2 separate regions of the Homo sapiens genome follow, and region 1 is linked to region 2. A link is a loop called in an ENCODE intact Hi-C map of the cell type or tissue named here. Cell type or tissue: breast epithelium. All regions are shown on one strand.

Region 1 (2,500 bases), 68 kb before region 2:
GTAGGTAAGATGAGTGCATCAGTGTTTTGTTTCTGACTGATCATGAGTACGTACCATCGAAATTTCTCACTCACACTGGGCCTTCATCTTCCATATATCAAAGTATAAGATTAACCATGTAGAAGGCTGGCTGCAAAATCTTTCACAAGTAAAAGTAAACCCCATGAATTCACAAAACAGACCCGCTTTTCACTTCTATTGTTCATAGAGGCATAAGCAAGGGAAAAAAAATTAAAGAATCTCATAATAGTAGAGAAATCTTGATCTGTGATCTTGGGAAAAAGCTGTCCACATCAAAGATGCCATCTTCTGGGAAAAAACTTCCCTGTTTAGCTTTACCTTAAGGTTTCCAATAGGTGTACAGTTCCAAGAATGTAGAGGGACCTTTCCGAGTTGTGAGATTATGAACTTAAAACTGTGGGTCAAGGTCCTGAAGTTTTGCTGCAGTGTGTATGGCAAGAACAGCCTTTCTCTGATGTTCTCAAAAGATCCAATCTTCAGGTTCTAGATTGTGAAGAGGTTGATTTTCCCCAGTCAGTAGACCATGAAGAGGTTGATTTTCTTCACTGAGTAGACCATGTATTTTTTTTTACCTGGTGAAAATATATATACTTTTGTAAAGTGAGCTATTACTGTTACAACAGCTCTCTTGCATGGGAAAGTTTTTATACAACCAGAAAACATGCACTGAAAATGACAATTGGCCAGGCGTGGTGGCCAATTACACCTGTAATCCCAACACTTTGGGAGGCCAAGACAGGTGGATCACCTGAGCTCACGAGTTTGAGACCAGTCTGGGCAACATGACAAAACATCATCTCTACCAAAAATATAAAAAATTAGCCAGACACGGTGGTACATGCCTGTGGTCTCAGCTACTCAGGAGGCTGAGGTGGGAGGATATGGCAGAACCCTGCTGCCACCAAGAACTCTCTTATCTCTCTTATCTTATCTCTTATCTGGTGCCAGGTAGCTGGAATTGGGAGTGCACAAACAGCCTGTTTTCATTCAATGCCTAGCTGGCTTTCCCCTTGGGTCACTACGAAGCCCAAATATTTGACCTTCTGTTGGCAAATTTGAGCTTTTCTCTTGGACACCTTATATCTGACCTTCTATAGGAGGTTGGGGAGACCTTGGGTTCCTCAGTAGCAGTCCTTGCGTATTGGGGCTGTCAAAAGGAGGTCATCCACATATTGTAGCAAGGTGCAGTTGTCGTCCGGTGGGGTGTAGGCCTTGAGGTCAGCAGCCAATGCCTCTGCAAAGATTGTGGGAGAGTTTTTTATCCTTGTGGGAGTCTAGTCCAGGTGAGCTGTTCCTTTGTGCCTGTGACTGGATCCTCCCATTGAAATGCTCTCAGGTTCCCTGGTCAACTTAGCCAAAGATTTTTTCCTACTTGAATGTGCAAGAAAAATAAAACAAAATAGGTAAACACAAAAATCCCTGCGAATTTCCAAAAGCCAAATTTTACAGCTACAGCCCCTGCAGTATTGCCACTCAGTCCTCCATAAGAGTCATCTAACTGGATTCAAGCCAGTTAATTATCAGATCCAATTCAATCGTGGACCCAGTCCAGTTTCTGTTGGGACTTCCAAACCCAGTTTGGATCAGAAATTTGCTCAAAGAAACTCAGAGAGCTCAAAATACAAATCCATAGAGCTTTGGAATTCAAGAGGGAATTTACCACAATCTCCAGCTGCTCTGAGAGAGCAATGTACATAATGGGCCCGGTGGGTACCTCACTTGGTCACTCAGCGCTCAGGGGGGTTGTTAGAAGCTCTACTTCAGATCTCACTTCTCACACCATTTGTTAAAAGAATAACCTTAGCCAAATTAATTTTAAGAGTTTAATTGAGCAAAGAATAATCCACAAATTGAGCAGCATGTTAAGCCAGAGTAGGCTCAGAGACTCCAGTGAAGCTATGTGGTGGAATATTTATGGACAGGAAATGGAAAGTGATGTACAGAAAACAGAAGTGAGCTACAGAAACACCTGGATTGGTGATACCTGGGTGTTTGCCTTATTTGAACATGGTTTGAACACTTGGCCACCTTTGATTGCCCAAAACTCAGTAATTGGTACAAGAGTTGGCTACGGTCTGTATCAAACTCCATTTAGGCTATAGTTCATGATGAACAAAGAAACCTTTAGGCTGAACTTAAAATATGTAAGGAGGCAGCTGTAGGCTTAACTTGATTTAACATCAAATTTATCAACTTGATACATTAATTATTGACTTCTTATTATAAGGATTTGACAGTTTTATTTTATGTCTTACTGCCACTTTCCCACCTTCCAACTCAGTGATAACAATCATTTTCAGTCAATGTTCAGTGTTTCTGCTATTTTGATCACATAATTGTTATTCACTGCCAAGCCAAATAATATAATTCTATTTTCTTTCTTGTACAACATTTTTGTGTTTTCCTATAGATACTGACATTTTATTTAAGCTTAACTTTATATTACTAGCACAAATTCTTCACAAATTCTCCAACAAAA
Region 2 (2,500 bases):
AGCCGGGCATGGTGGTGCATGCCTGTAATCCCAGCTACTTGGGAGGCTGAGGCAGGAGAATTGCTTGAACCCAGGAGGTGGAGGTTGTGGTGAGCCAAGATCGCGCCATTGCCCTCCAACCTGGGCAACAAGAGCGAAACTCTGTCTTAAAAAAAAAAAAAAAGTTATGTGAATAGCGTCTCCATCTCTCAAAATGTCTTACTGTTCTGTACTTCAGGTAACTGAAACTGCAGAAAGAGAAACTGTGGATAAAGGGGGACAACTGTATAGCTGAGGTGGCTGGTTTTGGAGCCAGCAGCTGCTGTGACAGCTTCCTGATGAAGGCAGACACAGCAGCTCCTCTGATGGTTTGCCATATGGTTTTGGGAGTCATTTGTGGAAGTTTGGTCTAGGGTCTACTTCTTCAGCTCTCCAGCGATCCTGAAAGCTACCTAAAATCCTATAATAAATCACTTTCTATTTAATTTACCTAGAGCAGATTATGCTTTCTGCAGCTGAACCCTGGCCAACACAGCCAAGCTAACAGGTAAAGAAATCCAGCACCAGCCCTCTTATTTTAACCAGGAGCAAGCTCCCAGGCCGCCAGGAGACCTGTGTTCCTAGATGCTTCTGGCAGAGAGTGGACCCTTTCAGCAGCTGAGCACATGTATGTTTGCTCCTCAAGGAGAGAGAAAGGACAGTCTGCCATACGCACATATATGAGTGGCAATGGTGGCACTTTTTATGTTTTAGCCTTTGCCATTGATATTTCATGTTGGTCCAGGTATGGTAGAATTATACTCTTTTTTTTTTTTTTTACACACTCTCTGAGAGCTGTAAAATAAAAAGGTTATTTGTATTTTAAAAATAACTTTTGGCTTTAGAGAAATAAAGCTTGATGATTTTCTGACCTGAAATAGGTAAAATGCTTCCAATTCAGAATGCAATTTATAAACAGTACAATTTCCCTCCCATATGCTGGACACATTGTCTACCTTAGTATAAAAAGAAGTGCAGCTTTTCTCTGTTTCAGCTGCGTTTATTATCACAAACACTCGGGAAGCATCCACCAATATTCGGCTGCATTGTTTGTAGGCTCTAACTCAAACATTTCGGCTGTTGTTTAATGAGAGAGGGCTTGGCTCTGAGCCACAGGCAACATGGACTGGTTCTCCTGCACAGTACTGGGTCTGCTCTGAAAGGGCTTTTCTGCCAACAAAGGACAGGTGGTACATCAAGCACACAACAGCTGTTCTCAAAGGGCAAAGAACATAAGTGCTCCTACCAGAGTCATCCTTTCTCCCTGCCTGGATGCAGGGCCAGATGCTTCCTCTGCACAACTGGTCATCCATCAGACATTTATACGGCGACCTTTTGGAGCAATCAGTCCCTTCTGTCCTCACATTTCCTAGAACAGAAGCAGCGGTAGCCACTCCTGCTGTCACTCCTGGAAACTCAGACCAATGGATTGCAGTAATGGCGTGTGTCTTATCTCCCACATGGAGGTGATGACGCCCTACTTAGGTTCTTCATGTGCGTTCTGATAGTCTCATCTTTTTCTGGTTATTTATAAAGAGCTACCATTGACTTTGTCATGTCACATCATTACACTTCTTGTGACTTCCATCTTCTTTCTAATAAACTTTTAATTTTAGAACCACTTTAGATTTACAGAATTATCGTGCAGAGGACAGAGAGTTCCTACATATTCCATGTTGTTTAATGAGAGAGGGCTTGGCTGTGAGCCACAGGCAACAAGGACTGGGTATCCCACACAGCACTGGGTCTGTGCAGGATACAATTTCCTGTCTTATTAACACCTTCTTCCATTAGTACGGTACATTTGCTATACTTCATGACCTGATAGTGATACGTGATTATTACCTACAGTCCATACTTGGTTTTTGCCTAACGTCCTTTTACTGTCCCAGGATCCCATTTGGGACACATTTCATTTAGTCATCACGTCTCCTTAGGCTCCTCTGGGCAGTGAGTCTCAGGCTTTACTTGTTTTTGATGACGTTGATGGTTTGGAGGGATGCTTAACCTGCATCTTTTCAGAGTTTTCCTAAGAATCACAGAAAACTGTTTTTTGGAAGAAGGTATCAGTAGGATCATGAGCCTCCAAAACAAGACCTAAGTGTCCTGAGGTTGCAGACGGATGAAGTCAGGGGTGCTCTGCCCAGTGGATGTTCCATCGGCTACTGAGGACATTCCTGTGAAGGATCCAGTGGAGCAGCTCCCCAGCCTGGCTTATTGTTACATTCAAATGGAGAACTGTACAAAGCACAGATTTCCAGGCTTTGGCCCGAGTGTACTGGATTAGAATCTCTAGCAATGGGGCCTTGGATTCTGTATTTTTTTATCTTTTAAAAAATAATAATGCTAATTATCTTTAATACTGGCAATTATAAAGAAAACATGGCCTATAATCTGTTAGTATTATTAATATAAATAAAAGTATAAATGTGGAAAATTTAAACAGTAGTCAAAAGTCAAAAATGAAAACTGAGTGCCCCCC

Evidence for each region. Peaks named below come from ENCODE experiments on the same cell type or tissue, not always from the same donor. Only the 100,000 strongest peaks of a DNase experiment are listed, where the experiment ranks them.
Region 1: a loop joins it to region 2, with 20 times the contacts of the local background. A loop is called at or near these places in 1 of 110 quality-filtered maps.

The regions. Positions count from the first base shown.
Region 1 is chr6:109,883,968-109,886,467 of GRCh38, reverse strand. No RefSeq gene overlaps it. Among named protein-coding and RNA genes, the nearest start is that of GPR6, 93 kb to the left of the region's middle. In breast epithelium, no CTCF peak of the experiment used is centred here; no DNase peak of the experiment used is centred here.
Region 2 is chr6:109,815,866-109,818,365 of GRCh38, reverse strand. The region is part of intron 22 of FIG4 (FIG4 phosphoinositide 5-phosphatase); the gene reads right to left. Among named protein-coding and RNA genes, the nearest start is that of FIG4, 130 kb to the right of the region's middle. In breast epithelium, no CTCF peak of the experiment used is centred here; a DNase peak (open chromatin) is centred at 1,181.